Regions from separate parts of the Homo sapiens genome. Here region 1 is linked to region 2. Evidence: chromatin loops called from intact Hi-C (ENCODE). Cell type or tissue: PC-9. All regions are shown on one strand. Each heading gives the region's core, and the rest is flanking DNA. Links, peaks and the distances in the headings are about the cores only. Region 1 has its middle 93 kb from the start of LINC01020. Region 2 holds the start of ICE1 (interactor of little elongation complex ELL subunit 1).

The links. Peaks named below come from ENCODE experiments on the same cell type or tissue, not always from the same donor. Only the 100,000 strongest peaks of a DNase experiment are listed, where the experiment ranks them.
Region 1: it touches region 2 in a loop (2.4-fold over the local background); 2 of 110 quality-filtered maps call a loop at or near these places.

What each region holds. Positions count from the first base shown.
Region 1 is chr5:4,936,456-4,946,212 of GRCh38, reverse strand. No RefSeq gene overlaps it. Among named protein-coding and RNA genes, the nearest start is that of LINC01020, 93 kb to the left of the region's middle. In PC-9, for the core only: CTCF peaks have their summits at 3,516 and 3,726 (motif pointing right); no DNase peak of the experiment used is centred there; H3K27me3 peaks cover 6,542 bases.
Region 2 is chr5:5,414,523-5,424,223 of GRCh38, reverse strand. ICE1 (interactor of little elongation complex ELL subunit 1) reads right to left here and starts at 1,547. Exons shown (of 19, transcript NM_015325.3): 1 at 1,225-1,547. The coding sequence starts at 1,308. LOC101929200 (a long non-coding RNA gene) reads left to right here and starts at 2,095. Exons shown (of 6, transcript XR_001742583.3): 1 at 2,095-2,821; 2 at 3,384-3,473. RefSeq lists silencers at 1,115-1,254, 1,315-1,644 and enhancers at 1,675-1,924, 1,790-2,300, 2,301-2,813, 4,872-4,941. In PC-9, for the core only: CTCF peaks have their summits at 4,484 and 4,686 (motif pointing right); DNase peaks (open chromatin) are centred at 1,763 and 4,703; H3K4me3 peaks cover 3,475 bases; H3K27ac peaks cover 2,205 bases.

The DNA of each region.
Region 1 (9,757 bases), core at 500-8,499, 480 kb after region 2:
GATATCACAGGTCCTGTGTAAGCTGTACAGCTAATTATCATGACTGTGATACTGTACATTGGAATCTAAAGTCCATTAAACACACTAATGCTTAATGAGCACTTACTACATGCCATGCTGTCTTTCAGGCATTTTGCTAAATTTTAAAGGTACTTACTCATTTAATTTTCACAAAAAAAGTCATGGAGTAGGTTCTTTTATTTTATTTATTTTTTATTTTTAGATGGAGTCTAGCTCTGTTGCCCAGGCTGGAGTGCAGTGGCGCGATCTCGGCTCACTGCAGTTTCCACCTCCTGGGTTCAATGGGTTCAAGTGATTCTCCCGCCTCAGCGTTTTGTTTTGTTTTGTTTTTTCTTTCTTTCTTTTTTCTGTTTTAGAGAAGAGGAAAATTAGGCAAAAAGAAGTAAAGTAACTTTCCTGAAGTAACTCAATACGTAAAAAAGCTAAGATCCTCAGCTCATCAACAAAAAATGGAGTTACATCCATTTAATAAGATAACAAATTCTAGAACTATTTTCTGTAGGGGTGCAAACAGCTTTATCTTTCTGTTAAATAACTTTTATAAGCCAATTAACTTAAGAACATCTCCACACATTTCCGTGAATCAAAACCTCCCCATTAACTGAAGGTTGCAATGTGTCTAACCAGGAATTTATAAAGCGCAGGTCAGTGGTGAAGCATATGGGCTTGGGAGCAGGTGGCCCAATGCCAATGGCAGGCATTGGGCAAGCTACGTGATTACTCTGTGCTTCCGCTGTCTCTCTCTCATTTGTAAAACAAGACGAAAGAACCCATCACGTGGATTTGTGGGGGGAAGAAAAGAGTTAACAAATGGCAACCACTTGCACCAGTGCCCAGCAGCACAGAGAGCATAGCAGATATTATATGCCAAGCACTGCACACCCGCAGATTGAACACTTAACATTATAAAAATAACAGGCACATACTTCTAGAAATAGTAATTAATAAGTCTAGTACTTTTATAAAACAGGAAATAATCAATGTGACAGGATCCTCTCAGAGGCCCGCATGTGTCCTGACAGCTAGGACAGAGCCAGGTGGTGATTTAGGAAAATGTAGGAAGCAGAGACTCCTGCATAACCCGTGCTGGCAAAGCCTCTGGAGGGAGGATGGACTCCTGAGTACCTACAGCTGGAGGTACCTATGACTCTGCAGGAAAAGTGGACTCATGAGTACTCAGCGCTGGAGAGGACTCTGGATGGAGGGAAGACTCATGAGTATCTACTGCTGGGGAGGACTCTGGAGGGAGGGTGGACTTGTGAGTACCCAGTGCTGGAGAGGACTCTGGAGGGAGGGTGGACCCGTGAGTACCCAGTGGAGGAGAGGACTCTGGAGGGAGGAGGGACCCGTGAGTACCCAGTGGAGGAGAGGACTCTGGAGGGAGGAGGGACCCGTGAGTACCCAGTGGAGGAGAGGACTCTGGAGGGAGGAGGGACCCATGAGTACCCAGTGGAGGAGAGGACTCTGCAAGGAAGAAGCATTCAGAATAACTGCTGCTGGAGAGAACAATTTCATTTCAGGAAAATGTTCTTATAGTTGCTCATTCCCATAAGCTAATATCTCTAATATATACACACATTCATGATTATAAATACTGTTAGAATACATAATACCTGTAGTACCTATATAATACTTATATGTTTGTGTACATATTTGAGTACAAAATATACATATGGACATAATGAGTGCAGAAGTTTTTGTAATCATGAAAACAGGAAATAATCCAATGCCAAATAAAATGGGAAGTTTAAGTAAATGATGCTCTTTTTGTCCACTCTCTGAAACACTAGAATGAGGAAAATGCAGGAATCTTGGACCTTGGACAACGGCTGGGAATTCTGACTCCTTATAAAACTGTTTCCAGAGTCCAGCATGTGCATGCTGCCATGAAGGTTTGGATCTATACATAAATATTATTGTATAAAATGGCTTGAGTTGCCATGTGGAGAAAGAGATACAAATATTCCGGATTCAGTCTCTGTTACTCTTAAGTTTCTGTGTTTGTGTTAACTTACCTCTAACCTGGGCAGCTGAATGGAGGTGGCAGTCAGTGACATCCTCCCCCTTCTTTTGGATCCCCTACCCCAGCATCTGGACTACTGTTGGACATGGGACAGACTTTTTGACTGATTATTTTGTTCATCTGTTATTTATGGTAAGTCTTATTTTGGGGAGCACTTTTTGTTATCTTGGAACGCTTGAAACCCTCCTTAGGTGTGAACTTCTGAGCAGATGCAGGCATCTCCTCCTGTCCAGCGGCAGTATGTCTTGCCTTGGGATTCAACCTTTGGCATTCATTCTTCAAAGCCCAGCCCCTTGCTTCTCAAAAGCCAATTCCACAAGTGTCTGCTGCTGAACACTGGGCACAGAGACCTGGGCAACAAGAGGCCGGCAGCCTGGGCCCCAGGCAGTGCTTCTGAGCAATGGCTGCATGTTGTCTTTTGTATTAATGAATTCTTTTATTTTCTGAATTCTGGTGCTTGGACATCCGGGGTCTTGCTGACCCTGGAGGTACTGCCCTTGCCAGAATGAGCTGGTTCTTAGAACCCAGGGCTGTGCTTTCCAAATCAAACCAACCACCTGGAGTCCATGCTCCAACCACCTTCTCTGTGGCCCTCACACTCCGGGCCACCATGCACCTGCCCAAATCACGCCAGGCGAGGGACCAGACAGGAAGGGACAGCCCCTCGCCCCTGAGCCTGCTAAAATGATTCAATGATTCAGGTTAGCTGATCTGAGCCTTCTCTGGCCCACGCTCCCCTCGCTCCCTTGCCCACCTGGTTGGCTGTGCGTCTCTGTGTGGCCAGGCGTGACTCCTCTGTCCAGGGATCTGCAAGGATAAACTTCTTTCTTCATGACAATCTTTCTGTGTCTGTGAGTCCCATCATCCCTGACTTAAAAAAAAATTCCAGGTACCATGGAAACACCTTTGGTTTACTCGAGACATAGTTCTCTCTATGCCTCAAGCCCCAGGGACGACTTTCTTCCTTCTGGTACTTCCCAGGCTCTTTCTCGCATTTCTTTTAGAAGTTGCCAATTCCCTTCCCCTCTCTGGCCTCTCCTGGCTTTCCCAGTCCTATGGGTGCCTGGCGCCCTGGGCAGCCACTCTGGTGCTGGCCCTGGGTCATGACCAGCTCCTCCCGCAGTGCGGGGCCTCCCTGCACCACCGTGGCCGTCCTGGACTGCAGGTCCCCCTCACGGTGCTCCCAGCCTATGGGTGAAGCTCCCAGCTCTACCTGGATGCTTGGTGTGGCTCAAGGCCAGCATTTACAAATGGCTGTAAGAACAGGCACCGCTCTGCAGGGGGAAGGGTGAGACAAACAAATGCTCACCTCTAAGCCCCTCCGCTACAGCAACCCTTCTCCTTTTGACAGCCCAGATTGTTAGCGTTGAATAAGATGTAGTGTTTGCTGGCACAGCAGGGTGGCTATAGTCAAGAATAATTCAAGTGTACATTTTTAAATAACTAAAAAGAGTGTAACTGGATTGTTTGTAACACAAAGGATGGATACTTGAGGGGACGGGTTCCCCATTTTTCATGTGATTAGAACACATTGCATGCCTGGATAAAAGCATCTCATGTACCCCATAAATATATGCTTCTACTATGTATCCACAAAAATTAAAATAAAAAATTGAACAACAAAAGAACAGCAGAAACCAGATTGTTAGCACCTGGGGACTGCGGGCCCGGCTGACCTGCAGTGCGTAGAGCGGCCCCTAGGTGGCAGCACAGCACCGGTCGCCCTGGGGGTAAAAGGGGCGCCCTCCTGGCCCAGGGTCCTCAGGGCAGGAGGGTCCCCGAGTGTCCCCAGGCCCTGCAGCCTGGGCAGCCGCGCGGGCGCCGTCTCCAGAGGGGAGGGGACCCAACGCCTCGGGAGTGGACTGAAGCTGGAAAAACAAACAAACAGACACCGAGCTTTTCCTGAGAAGGATTCCCAGCCGAGGAAGCGGGTGCTGCGATGGGACTTGGGGATGCCTGCAGGGCGAGAGAAAGGTGCTCCTGGGTGGCCTTCAAAGAGCCCTCCGAAGAGTCCACCCAGGAGCACCAGCAACTGAAGATGGAGAAGAAGAAACGGCCGCAGGCCGGAGGTCAGAGCATTCCCATGGGGAAGCCAAGTCAGGGAGAAGCCACGGGCTTGGGAGAAGCAGGGAGAGGCCAGAGCGTCCGCTGTGGTCACTGGACGGCTGGTCTATGGCAGGGGAATCTCCGGAGACGCACCTGCCGCCACTGCTCATAGAACTTAGTGCAGAGGAAGAGCGAGTCCTCGCTGAAAACTCGGGTTCCAGTCACCCCGCGCCCCGCCTCACCTGAGGCCTCTGCCTTTGCAGGGGGACTGTGAGGTTGCAGCGATGTCTTCCCAAATAGCTCATGGGTTCTACTCAGTGATCCGTTTTAAGAAAACTGGTAGAAATCTCAGCCTAGTACTGAAATGTGAGTGCCGGTTAGCATTGCTTTTAAGGATCTTACAAAAACACGGACCGATTTTTACAGGGAAGTGAGACAAAACGTATTATTGCTATCGTGTGCCAACTCAATAAGGCATTTAATTTGTTAGTAATATAATTCAGAGAATAATACTTATTATTATTATTATTTTTATTATTTGACATAGGTCGCAATTGGGCAGGGGCCGCGCTGCCTCCTCCGTTCAGCTGTTGTGGCCTGGAACCCACTGTACTTGGCTCTGCGTCTCACCCATAAAGTGAAGTCTGTAAATGATTTTTCAATTGAGTTCAAACTGAGTATGGAAATCAATTACTTTTCAAATACCCACTGCAACAATTAATCCAAAGCCTCACTGCTGAGCTCTGCTCACTGGTTCCAGCTCTGTGCGCAGCTGGGAAGCAGGGAAATCCTGATGCTATGGAATTAAACGGGAGCTGGAGTGAGTTCGGGAAGGACAAGAATTTTCCACGCCAGCATGATCGTTACCCGGTAGGGTGAAGTGGCAAGGCTGTGAGGCACAGAAAACGTGGTTTTTGCGTCAGCTCTTCTGTTAATGAGGCCTGTCTCAGTTTCCCCATTATATTCTGTGCAAGCTTCTACCCCAAATGGGGTCTGTCTCTAGTCTGCGACTTACTTCTAACAATATTGTTTTTTACTCAAATTACACGCTCCATCCCCGAACTGAAGAGATGCACAAAAGAGATGAGGAAAGTAACTGCTTAGTTCTAGGAAACCATATGCAGCACCCCCGAACTGTGCAAAACAGTTCTGACACAAAAACCACGTTTTCTGTGCCTCGTGGCCTTGCCGCTTCACCACACTGGCTAACGACCATGCTCGTGTGGAAAATTCTTGTCCTTCCCAAACTCACTCCAGCTCCCATTTAATTCCATAGCCTTAGAAGGATTTCCCTGCTTCCCAGCTGCGCACAGAGCTGGGATCACTGAGCAGAGCTCAGCAGTGAGGCTTTGGATTAATTGTTGCAGTGGGTATTTGAAAAATAATTGAGCTTTTTATTGATGGAAAGATTGTTTTAGGCTGGTCACAGTGGCTCACGCCTGTAATCCCAGCACTTTGGGAGGCCAAGGTGGGCGGATCACAAGGTCAGGAGATCCAGACCATCCTGACCAACATGGTGAAACCCCGTCTCTACTAAAAATACAAAAATTTGCCGGGCCTGGTGGCACACACCTGTAGTCCCAGCTACTTGGGAGGCTGAGGCAGGAGAATTGCTTGAACCCGGGAGGCGGAGGTTGCAGTGAGCCGAGGTCACGCCACTGCACTCCAGCCTGGCGACAGAGTGAGACTCTATCTCAAAAAAAAAAAAAAAAAAAGAAATATTGTTTTATATTATAAATGCATTCATTCTTTTGTTGCCCTAAGATGTTAAAGCACATTTTGTCCATAAAGATTGTACATATAAATTAGAAAGCAGGGCAAAAGCAATGACATAAAACTTAGAAACATAAAAAGTCACGAAATAGTGCTTGTGACGACCTGTTCAAGGAATTCAGTGGATATACTGACTGTGTCTACAACACTGTCTGTAACTTGCATAATCATAGCACACCGATTTAGACGTGTTTGATAAACACTAAGCCTTACCTAGGTGTCTCACCACACCAACATGACTGGAGTGATGTAAAAAAATAATTGGTAGCCGAGCGCAGTGGCTCACACCTCTAATACCAGAATTTTGGGAGGCCGAGGCAGGCAGATTGCCTGAGGTCAGGAGTTCGAGACCAGCCTGGCCAATGTGGTGAAACCCCATCTCTACTAAAAATACAAAAATTGGTCCGGCATGGTGGGGCATACCTGTGGTCCCAGGTACTCAGGAGGCTGAGGCAGGAGAATTGCTTTAACCCAAGAGGCGGAGGTTGCAGTGAGCTGAGATAGTGCCACTGCACTCCAGTCTGGGTTGACAGAGTGAGAGTCCATCTCAAAAAAAAAAAAAAAAAAGGTTATCTTTACCCTTAAGAAACTTTTACCAGGAATTACTGCTTGTGGCTAATAGATTTCATTTGCATAAAATTTTTGGTATCGAAAAATGTGATTCGCCTGCCGTGTCACATGGAAGGAAAACATTATCTTTATTATCCTGGCAGGAAGTAGACCCGCCCTCTGCTCTGCAGGGAGACAATTTCTGTGCGCTGTAAGGTGCTTTGCTATGCAGATAGCCTTGAAAACATGATCTGGAACAAAAAGCAGTCAGTGCCTCTCCCGGCAAGATGTGCAGAAACATAAGAGGCAGGTGGAGAATGGTCTGGTCTCCCTGTATCTACATGTAATGCCTCAGAGTCATGGGCATGAAGAACTCTTTGGTTAGGACTTTTGAATGTGTGTGTAAATGAATCCAAGGCTGGAGATGACAGAGATACGTGATGGCGGCCTGACAGGCAAGCACACCAGCTCTGTGCCTCCCGCCCTTCTGACGTTCAGGCTGAGAATATAATACAGAAATCCATCTGTGTGTCAGCTGTTTGGACATCTGGCTGCATCTAGGCATGGGGCATTTACAAGTTTGGTGTGCAGTACTTGGAGAGTGCCCATGCACACATGCCCGTAATATTTTTGGCCCCAACTGGCGGCATCACCTCACAGTCCCCTTGCTATTGCCCCGGGCAACGCCAGCTGTGGAGGGGTTATGCCACATCCTGGCCATCCAACATCTAGGGCCTGAGTCATTTGATCGAGTTTACTTTCCCCAACAGTAGGAAATACTGCGTTAGACCCTCAGGAGGAAGGAGCAGAGTTGGGGTGTGTGCTCTGGAAAGAGAAGAGTCAGCTTCAGGTGTGTGCTGTCACCACTTTCTTTTGTCTTTGCTGAAGTAGACAAAGTGTCTCTCCAAGATGTTTATGCTACACTTCACAATAGTGGTGATGTCCCCGAATGAAGCTCCCGAAACCTGTCGGATTTTCATTGCTGTTACATTAACAACTTGCCATAATACAGAGAAAAACTTTGTTTTGCAAGATCCAGTGTGGCCTCACATGATTGGACCACTTTGTATATAATGTGGCACGTGCCAGCAGAGTGCACAATGTTCTCAATGACAAAGGCAACTTCTTCTTTATGCTTTTATGCCTTGGGGTGGCACCAATTGCTTGAAACACCTCCCTGGGAGGTGACTTAGACATCTGTAAATCTTTTAATTTGGAGATGACTCTCAAAAAGGGATATTGAGAAATTCTCCTTTATTGTGTTTTGAAATTCCATCCTGAAACTTCTTTTTGCAGGAAGTTAGGTGCTCAGATATAAGGGATTTGGCCGTTCATCTGTGCATTTGTGTATATTCTTCTGGAAGCAATTGCTTCACTGACTATCGCTAGCACATATGTGAATAAGCAGCCGCAGCTTGAACAAAATAGGAGCAAGAAACGAGTTAGAGGGTTCTGTTTGGAGTTTCAGGAACAATAACATCACAGACAACTCGTAACATGGGTTAAAATGGAAATAGGATGCTTTATGCTTACAAAGAAAGCCAGTAAAGCCTTCTGCTCGTCTTAAGCAGTTTAACAAATGCACCCTTTAGTGTTGTAGAAAATAGCCCAGAATCATGATTTAAACAACACTGGAGGACAGTGTGTCAGTGACTTGCATATTAGAAGGTGACACCACAGACACATGTGTTCAACAATAGTGTATTTGCACCAAATGCTGCTTTTTTCATTCCCTACTTTATTCGTCTCGTCTTAAACCCTGTCCAGGAGGCAGGTATTTGGACAAAGCGATGAGGTTGACAGAAAGGGCTCTCCTCTGGGGCTGAAGCTCAGTGCAGGGATTCTCAGAGCTGTGGGAGACCTTGATGCAGGATAGTGAGTAAAAGCCAGAGGAGGTGGAGGCTGCTGAAGGAGCAGGTGGAGCATGGCTAACCGAGGCCCCGGACCGAGAAGAATGACGTCCAAACTAAGATTTGAAGGAAGTGGTACTTATGCTGGAAAAGAGGACAAGAAAGCAAGCCACCAGGGAGAAGGTCTCATATAGATGTTCTATGTCTTCTCTGTGTTTCTAAAATACTGACAAATCATTAAAAGAGAGAAGCTGCGCTGATGACATCCTTGATCTCTGTTTCAGGAAATGGACTTCTTTTCTGGCAGGGAAAGTGAAAGATAGCAGAGTAAAAAGAAGATTAATTTTGTATCTACTGAATTAGAGGGTTATAGAAAAACGTGATGGGCATCATCTCACTGAGTTCTCATGACACATCTCAATGACAATCACTGTGGTCACGGCTGTTCTGAAGGGCAGAGCCAAATCACTTCCCCGGGACAGTGCCTGGCTCTGTGTTGGCATTCTGTCTGAATTCAAACACACACACACATACCTGATGACAACATCTCAAGAGGTTCCCACTCTTTGGATGTTCCTGTCTGAAGCTCTTCAAAATAAAATCTGAGCTTATTTGTAAATAGAATGCATTTTAGTCCCACGGTACTGATAAACATAAATTAAGAAACCCTAAGACCTCCCTGGCTTCTAAAGAATCAGAGTTTCTTTCTTATTCACAAGGATGTAGGTGGACAGGCCTCATCCTCTCTGCAATGACTTATGGACAGGAGCTATCTTGAGGGTCCACCATTGTCAGAGGGAAAGAGCCTCCAATATCATTACAGAAAGGGCCAGTGTCCAAAGGACCTTGTGGGAGATTTTCATTAATCCCATCATTGGTGAAGAGCATTGACCACCCATTGACTGGGGCTCAGCTGCAGGGAGCTGCCCACAGCTATGGGCTGGTTCGGGGACATGCCCTCTACTGCACAAGGACATTGCCGAACCAGGCTTGCCATGCATGGCCTTTACATACAGATCACAAAAATAGAGGATTTTTTTAGACAATATCAACATATAAAAATAAATAAGATGAAGTGAGACTATTACATATTTTCATAAAAATTTGAAGATCTGTTCTCTGAATTTCCTAACTAAAGAAAAATGTCTACAAGGTAGTTAATTGCTTTTAGCCAGGGTTCTATTTTGACTGCCAACAACCCCCTGCCTGAAATTTGAGTTGTTAGAAAATTCAGGCATCTGTTAAGGAAAATAAGGAAGTCATATGTCTTTTCCTTGGATACAGCATGAAAGCCACACATTTTTCTATTACATTTTTACTGAAAATATAAAAGGTGTGAGGAACAATTTTCCAATAATTTTAGGAGTGTTTGTTTACCTGGAGAAATTGGTGAGGCTGGCACTCACTGTGGCACAGTGTTCTTGGGCAGAGCATGAGGAACCCAGAGGGTGTCCTGGCTTTGGCTTGGTGGGGTGTGGCTGTCTCTGGACTGTTA
Region 2 (9,701 bases), core at 1-8,000:
AAACCAAGTTTCTCGGCATGGCCTACCTAGCCTGCACTCCCGTCTGGTCTCATCAACCATCTTCCGTGTGCACTATGCTCATGCCAACCATACCATGTTCTGCTCATCAAAGACACCCTGCTCCTTCTCACCAAAGGAACCTTTCCACCTGTTAATCCCTCTATCCAGGAAGCTCTTCCCACATCTCTTCTGACAGCCCGATCCTTCCCATTATTCAAATATCTGAAAGTTACTGACTCAAAAATTCCCTACCTGACTACTCTAGCTAAGAGACAAGACCAATATTCCAACATCCTCCTTTATTTTCTAACACCTAAAATCTTCTGAGGCCTTATTCACACATATGCATCTTACTTATGAGAGATCCTATTTTGTTCACCACAATGTCTGTAGTTCCTAGAACACTAGGCAGAGTAGGTAATGAGGTGCTGGTGAGTTCCGTTTTATCACTGAAACCGCGATAGTAGGAAGTTAAAAGAGACCCCCGACATCAGGCAGCTAGGAGAGTCGTGGGAAATGAGGGGCACTATTGCCCAAGTACCACCCCATAAGATCTGGAGCCATACTCTAGCAATTCTCCCTTATGTCACTCTAAAGAAGAGCCCACGCCGCTGTTAGAAACCTCCAGTCTCTGCATGCCTTTCATAAACTACTTTTATCAAACAACTGACAAGCTACTTGACCAATTACTTGGCTTGCTTTTTAAAAAATTAGCCTCGGGATGGCACATCTGCTATAAGCTGAAACGCCTCCCTAGACTCTTCGAGTCTAAGACTCAGACAACCCACATGTCACGTAAGATTCTGCCTCCAAACAACAAATACTCAGGATGGGCCAGAAGACCAAAGCGTTATCCTCAGGGAGATAACTGCCCTCGGCGTTTCACCTGTCCCTCACTGACCTACGGAGTCTGCCCTAGGGAGCTCCGAGGCCGGGTAGGGAAGGTGGGGGGCCCTCCAAACCTCGCTTACTCCACCCCCACCGTTACACCAGCGCATTCCAGTCAATGAACTCTGGGTTTCAAGCTTAAATAAAGCAAAGAAAGCCGTCCCCAAAACTCATGTAGGAAAAAGAGAGCAGAGAGACGAGCGAGCAAGAGCTACGGTTGGGAAGGGAGAGCAGCGCACTGAGGCACAGCCCGCGCGGCCGGACCCCACATCCCTGCGCTCCCGGCCGGCCGAGCCGAGTCCCCCCCCGCGCCCGGGGCCCCGGGAGGTGCTGCACCTGCTGCAGAGAGGCGCAGCCCTGACATCGCGACAGGTCCGCCGCCGTCCCGGGCGCCGCCGAATGGGTCTCGCCCGGCATCATGGTGCCGCCGCCGGGCCCGGTGGGCACGCACGCCTCAGGGGCCCGCGGCGTCGGCCCCGTCCTGTCTCTGCTGATGCCGCCGGGGCCGCCGCCTGCCAGGCCGCTTCCCGCCAGGTCCGGGCGGGTCCATCCGTGCACAGAGGTCCCCGTGGGGCTAGCAAAAGGCTCTCCGAGCCAGAGCTGCCTCAGGCACTAAAAAGAAACGCTACCCGGCGCGGCCCCCGAGCGCGACGCAGTCCAGTCAGGGCCCCGCCCCGCCCTGGCTCGCCCCGCCCCGCCCTGGCTCGCCCCGCCCCTCCCCTGGGCGCGGGGCTGCCTAAGGCGCTGCCTGAGCAACACCGGGAGAGGAGCTGTGCTATGCGGCGGGGGAGACGCCCACAGAGGAGCAGCCAATAGGAGTAGAAGGATCGAAGGTGCATTCCTACCACTGTTAAGGGTCGATCCTTTATTGCCACCTTGCTGTACGACAGGCTTTCCATAGACACCTAAAGGCCTCCGCTATGTGGGCGGTGACCCGCCCGTGACGTAAGCTCCAGACGCCTGAGAAGTGGAAGGACCCGGCGTCCAGGACAGGAAAGTGCGTGATTTACAGCTAGAGGGATAGGCGCTGTCCCGGAGCCCGTCCTGGGCCAGGGAGCAGGAGAGGGAGGGACTACAGTTCCCGACGCGCTGCGGGGCGGGCGGAGATCGTGCGCTTCGGCGCCAGTTGCACGGCCTTAGCAGCCAGTGGCGGCTCCCCTGCTCCTGTAACAGTCCCCTTGTCTTCTGACCTTTCGCTCCTCGGTCATGTGTCCTCGCCGGTCGCCGCGGCAGCCAGTGATGCCCGAGCGGCGGGTTCCCAGGCCCAGGTGTGGGCGCCACCGCCCACCATGCGCCAAGCCCAGAGCCTGGTTGAATCGTTCGCCACCTTGTCTACCCATTTTGGCCATTATCCTGCCACCTCCAAATCCTGTTTTTGACACTTCTCGGGAGAGAGAGAAAACGGAAAGATAAAGGAATAAACTCCTCGTGGTCGTAGTTAGTGGGTAAATTCAGATCTCGTTTGAACCGAGGTTTTTCTTATCTCCAGCCACCGTATCCACCACCACCAGAATCGTCTTTTTAGTCATCACAGCTGGTCGCCGTCAGTACCTTGTTCAGAAGCCTCTCGCAGCTTCCATCGTGTGGTTATACAATCCAAATTCCTTATAAAGTCCAAATTCAAGAGGAGGAATGCACGTTTAGTTAAGTTAATGTCTAGACCTTACCAGCCAATTTCTAGCTCCTCAGTATGGAAATTGCAACTGAAAACACCCCTTCCAAAAAAAGCAGTCTGCATTTTTCTCTGAGTTTTCTTCTCCAAATTTCGCACCCCTGACCTTGCTTACACACTCTGGATACCACCTGCTGTGGAGTGGCGGAAGCAGACATCCAGCGATAGCTAAGTTTCCTGTCGTTGACACCCAAGCAAGACAGGCGTGTACCTAACTGAGGACCTGCCGGTGATAGAAGTCTCAGCTTTTCTCAGAGACAGGTGGGCAGAAAACAAGGGTAAAGTTAAAAAAGAAAAGGGAAGTGAGCAGATCCATAGCGGGACGCAGCTATACAGTGGAAGACAGACCATGTGACCCATTAGGGAAAGGGGCAGCAGGTATTAGAGAAAGACCTGTAGGGATCATGATCGTCCCGGTGCTAGCGTCTGATCCCAGACAAATTTATCTTCACCATTACTTCCCTTTTATGTACAGTTACTTAAATGTGTGTTTTTCCAAAGTACCTTACTGGAGAAGACACCAGCTCTCTCTCCCTCTACACCATCCACCCGCAGCCATGACGCACTTTTATGATTAGGGGCACTTGGAGTTCTCACTGCTGCCTCCCTGTCTGTGCACCCTTGCTAGTGTTTTCCCCTTACCTGGAACACGCTTCCTTCTAGCTCTAGGTGTAGAAATCCTACCTGCTCTTCCAGGCTCCGGGGTTTACCTCCACAACCCCAAGGATCTGCCACCTAAGGGGCAAAAAATCCCCTTAGCACGGAGTAATTTTTAGTAACATCACATTTTGAGTTGGATGATGGTGGTTTTTATGTCTTACAGATGAGTCTTCCCTTTAAATGCTGCAAAGTGCTGCATAGTAGATGTTAAATGAAAGTCAGAAAGAATCAAATGTGCTGCAAATAATTGAAGGTAAGAAACAACAAATATTTCCCTTCAAAAATGTTAATAAAAGTGTATTTTCTCCTACCTTTCTCAAAGCCAGTTCTCAAGACATCTAATGAAAACGAGTCTTGTTTACGTAATGCAGGGATAGGCAGACTCTGAAGAGCCACATGGTAAATATTTAAGCTTTGTAGGTCACACAGGTCTGTGCCACCTATTTGTCACCTTCTGTTTATTTAAGAAACTTCAAAATGTGAAAGTCATTCTTAACATGCAGGGTGTAAAAAAACAGGTGTGATTATTGGTCATAATGAAAATGTAGTAGGCCACTAATTGAGGAATGGTCAGAATTACATTTTTTCTCTTTCCTGCATGATGGGCCACACCTGTTTTTTCATCACGATGGAAACAAACAAGCAAGTGTGTATACTGCAAGTGGTGAACTATGGCTTTGGAACCACACATCTGTCTTTAAATTCTTACGCAAATGACCTATTTGTGCTGGTGTTTCCTTACAGAGGACCAACGGTAATTTAAGTAAAAAGTGACAAGGATGGGACCCACTCTATAGGATTCACTAGACAAATAGTTATTAATAATTTATTGATGGTGGTATCCATTTTGGAAAGGAGATAAATATATCTTCAACTGACTCATAGGAAAAAGATGGTTTGCTTTTTCTTTAAAAGCATTTTTCCTGTCAAACTTCCAAGATAAACTTGTTGTTTTTCTGCCAGAGAAGCCCTAAGACCCGGAGGAATGTCTGCATTCCAGTCTCTGGTCTTGGGATTCCCTGTGCCTGTCGAATCCAGCCAGCTGTTCAGAGGATCCAACTCAAAAAGTCTCACTTCTCACCCCACACGCTCATTACCTCTCAGATACTTGGTGTCTGCTTAAAACGAAAGCTCTGGAATTAGCATCATTGAGAGGTAACTGTTGATTTAGTTTATTAACATATACTTCCACTGAAATGGCTAATAGATATGGTCTAGAAACCAAGGAGAACTCAAAATGGAAAGCTGTCTATTCTTTGGAAGTTCAAGGCTGTGCTTTTAATTGATGCATTTAACTGTAAGAAAAATGAACTATATGTTCATTTGTTTCTTTTAATTGGAGAGATGTTTGATGGAATTGTTTGTGACTAACAGTGTGTTATTCAATGATATGACCCCCTGATTATTAGGTATTAATTTCCAGACCTGTGATGTAATGCTACCATATGCCCACAAGATGTCTGTCTTTCCCTGTGTGTTTTCCACATAAATAGAATTTCCGACGGTATTAGGACTTAACCGAACCTTCTTGCTGAGGGGAAAGGCCATCCTCTGGGGCATCCTAGGGTGGAAGGCGTCTTGTGGGAACCACTTTGCTATCCGCCCACACACGTTCCACCAGGCTTAGTCCTAAGCTGTCTTTGCTCCAGTTTTTCTCAACACTCAGGGTTATAGTGGTGGGGTTTCGACTTGTCCTCAGACATCAGCAATTTGCTCACAGCCTCAGCTCTTACCCTCAAAGTGATTTGAAGCCAGAGAGTAAACATGTTGCTTCTTCCTGAAACACTGATGTTACTTAGAAACCGGACAAATAAAATTTAGTTTTGAAACAATTAGTTTGAAATAGAAAGCAAAACTGATATGATTATTAAGCAAAATTTTCTTCAACCTGAGAAAGCTGATTGAGAAAAGTAAAAAAAAAAAAAGCAACATTTGAAAGGACTTTCACAACTCTCACATTGCAGTCGCCCTCTGTAAAGGAGGACAAGCCCACTCTGCCTTGCGGGTTTGTGAACACCTGGCGGCTGTAAGAGTTGGTCACACGAGAAGCTTCTTGTAGCTTCCGGGATCGGAGGAAGAAGGCGGCAGGTGCTCAGAGGTGACAGGTGTTGAGGAGGGGATTCTCTGTAGAGCAGCTGGCAAGGGCATGTCCCACCTAACTCTGAGGAGGGATAGGAAAGGGAGGGACATGTTTCCCCTTCACCTGAGGCCAGTGGGGGGTCTCCTTGGTTTCTAGACCACATCTAGCAGCCATTTCAGTGGATGTATATGTTAATAAATTAAATCAACAGTTGCCTCTCGATGATGCTATATTCCAGAGCTTTGTTTTAATCAGTGCCCCCACGAAGTGAAGCACTCAGAGTCAGATGCTACATGCCCTAGAGTGGTTCCAAGGGAACCGTGGGACAGCTCCAGGAGATGGGTTGGAGGTGACTGAGCCGCATGCTCACCCGCACTGGGATGAGCAGGAGTTCTGCATACTGGATACGGTGGGCATTTCAGTGGGAGCTGCGAGGAAAGCGAGGCTGAGGCAAAGTGAGCAGCCAGAAATAAAACTTTGCTCTTCCATCCCCCATTCAAAGAACTGTAGCTGGATGTCCACAGCTGGAAAGTCCTCACTTTGAACTGTATCCACACAGCACCAGTGGCAGCCACTCACCAAAACTTGTTTCTATTCTGTCTAGTTATTCCCCAGCCTCCCTGCACCTGACATGTGATTAAGTTCTACCAGCCAAACATCAGCAAAAGGGGCCTGGCCCCTAGGGCCTTCCTGTGCTCTTTGTCACTTCCTGCTGACTGGAAGAGGGATGAATCCCAGGACCCTGAGCTGGTGGTTAAGTTACTGTCTCTCGGCCCCACACCTTCCCTTTTATACTCTGCCTTGTGACGTAGGGACTGGGGAGCCACGTGCCACCTCTCCTGCCAGAGTTCTGTTCAGCTGTGCCAACAGATATACACAAGGAAACCAGAAGATAAGAGGTAGGAGAGGGGCCTGTGCCTCCCATTCTGTCCTGTCCGACTCCTGGTCCTGCTAGCGTCTTGCTATCCTTGCTTTCGCACCTGGCAGTGGCAGTTCATGAACAGAGCGGCATACGAATTGGGTCTGCAGTTTCTCTGACACACGCAGAGCCAGCCTCATAGCATCCCCTCGGAGATACCAGCAAAGTTGGTTTCCCAGCTCCACAGAGCCCTGAGTCCAAGAGCAGAGGCCTCAGCACCAGCCCAGAAGGTCCCTTCTTCATATGTCTGAGTGTGATTTCTGGGTGGCAGCTCCTCCACATTTCTGAGTTTTGCTCACTCCTTCCTCCTTCTTTTATTCTCTCCAGCCCAAGGTGTCAGCTGCTTCTTGCGGTGGCTCCTCCTGTGATATTTTAGTGTTTTGCTTTTACCTTTTCTCTCTTAAAATAATCTGGGTGTAATGTGGGTCTCCTGGCTGAGCTCTGCCCCAGTCCTGTGCGGAAGATGCTCTTCCGTCCCAAGGAGCTCGCTGCAGGAGAGAAGCCCACCCCACCAGCCTGTTCTTTGTTCTTGGACTATGACTCAAGCACTTTGGGAAGCCAGGTTACAAAGACTGCATCTTTTTCTCCTGATCCCTTCTCCTACCCCAAGCTTGGAGGGGTCACAAACAAGCTGGTGAATAAGGAAAATGTTGGAACAGAGGAAAAGCCTGTCTTGCCCCATTCCCACCCACCCACACCCATCTTGCTAGCGTCTAAGAACGGCCACCAGCTCCATGGGTAAGAAGCTAAGTTGAAGACAGGAAATAAGTGACAGCACATCACACTGGACTGTGTTGTCTCCGAGTGACTGGAAAGGCTAGGGTGTGTGCCCAAGACTGCATCTGGGGTAAGAAGGAGCCCAGAGGACAAATCCCACAGACAGCAATGATTTAAAAACCAAGACATGGAGGAAGTGACTTTATGATCATCTTCTGCTCAGTACTGCCCTTGCTGAGGCATGTGCAGCCCCTTCTCCTCCTCCTCCTCCTCCCCCTCCTTCCCCCTCCCTCCCCGTCCTCCTTCCCCTCTCCCTCCTCCTCACCCTCCTCCTCCTCTTCCTCTTCATCCTCCTCCTCCTTCTGACTCACCTCCCAATGAATTCCTCAGTTGTTGTGTGTGCCCAGCTCTCATCCTTCACAGTGCACAGCTCCAATCAGCCCCTCTGCAATATTGGGCTTGGCGTGCAAGTGGCACCCCCTTCCATCCTAGGCAGTAAATCCAACCAGTTCTCTAAGGTCCATTCAAGTCCAGTTTCTATGGGAAATGTCCTTGATAGAGTTTTGAATATCAAACTTTTTTGGTTTTTTTTTTTGGTATCATTCTTGGTCCTTCCCTTTTTTTCCTTTGTCTCCTCGCCACATATAAGCAGCATGAGTTCTGTTGGTAAGATAGCTGTCTGCCTGTCCCACCACAGCCATCATGGTCGCTGCCATCCCTGGCAGCCGGTTCTGTCCTGGGTCCTGCGAGGAGCATCTCCCTGCAGCACGATGCCTGCATGTGCCCCTGTTCTCCCACTTGCTAGGACCGAAAACTGAGGAGTTTGTCTGACTCCTCTTTACTCCCACGCCCTGTCACGGGGTCAGCCAGCCATAGTCAGCATGTGTGTGACTCCCAGCACCTCTCACTGTGTGCATCATCCTCTCCAGTCCTTGTGCCCTGACATCCGTGCCAGTGGGCAGAACCCACTCTACTTACTGTCATGTCCCCAACACCCAGACCGTGTCTCCTAAACATCAGTTACCAAGAAATGATTGCTGAATCAGTAAGCTGAGTGAATTAATACATTAATATGTTAAACAGCTGATATCTGGGTAAAAGTATAATCCAGTGAGGTTAAAAAGCAAAAGCTGCAGCAATCATGCTCCTTGGTCTTTACCGAGATGAGTTGAAACTTAACATCACACACAATCCTGCACATGAGTTGAAACTTAACATCACACACAGTCCTGCACATGAATATTTAAGCAGCTTTATTCAGAATTGTCAAAACATGGAAGAAAGCAAGATGTTCCTTTAGTAGGTGAATGGATAAATCAACTGGGATGCATGCAGACTGAATTAGTCTGTTCTCACACTACTATAAAGAACTGCCCAAGACTGGGTAATTTATAAAGGAAAGAGGTGTAATTGACTCACAGTTCCACAGGGCTGGGGAGGCCTCAGGAAACTTACAATCATGGAGGAAGGGGGAAGCAAACATGCCCTTCACATGGCAGTAGGAAAGAGAAGTGTCAAACAAATACGGGAAAAGCCCCTTATAAAACCCTCAGATCGTGTGTGAACTCACTATCATGAGAATAGCAACATGGGGGTAATCACCCTCGTGATTCAATTACCTCCCGCTGGGTCTCTCCCACAACACATGGGGATTATGTGAGCTACAATTCAAGATGAGGTTTGGGTGGGGACACATCCAAACCATATCACAAACCATGGAATATTATACAGTGCTAAAAAATAAATGAGCTCTCAAGCCATGAAAAGGCATGGGGAAACCTTAAATGAACATTACTAAGGGAAAGAAGTCAACCTGAAAAGGCTACATGCTGTGTCCTTCCAACTATATGGCATTCTAGAAAAGGGAAATGATAGAGACATTTTTAAAAAAAAAAAAAAGTGGTTTCCTTGGTTTGAGATAGGGGAGGAAGGGATGAACAGGCAGAAGGATTTTTAGGGCAGTGAAAGAATTCTGTATATCATAGCGGTGGATACATGTGTTACATTTGTCAAAACTCCTAAAATGTCCAACACTGAGTGAACCCCAATGTAGACTATGAACTTTGGCGTGACACGTAACAATGTGTCAGTGTAAACTCACTGGTTATAACAAACGTACCACTATGAGTGTGGTGTTGATAGTGGAGGAGGCTGTGCATGCATGGGGGCAGGTGGTATATGAGAACTCTGTCCTTTTTGCTTGATTTTGCCGTGAAAGTAAAACTGCTCTAAAAAATAAAGTCTCTTTGGAGAAAAAAAGACAACAAAAACCAAGAGCAAACTTCCAGGCAGTGGGAGTAATGACAGGAAGTCTCCCTATCTGGAGTGAATGTGGCATGTTAAAGCATCAGAAGTCAGCTCAGGTAACCCAGACTATAGTGAACAAGGAGCCACTTGGTATTGATTTACTTAAGAGGAGGGATGGGGCACAGGCCAGATCATGTAGAGTCTTGTAAGCCAGGGTAGAAAAGTTTTAGATCTTTGAAGAGGTTAAAGAAATGGAGTGGCATAATCTGACTTTACTTTAAACATATTTCATACTGCCTCTCATGGGAGATGGACTGGGACAAGGCAGCAGAAGAAGCCAGGACACCAGGGACCAGGCTGTGATCCAGGACACAGAGAATGGAGGCATGGCTGCAGTCCTGGCAGTGGAGTTAGATGGAAATAGAAGGAGCGAGGATCCCAAAGTGTATTCCAAAGAGGCTGTACTACATCCTACCAGCAGTATATATGAGTGTCCAATTCCTCCCCTTCCTTGCCAA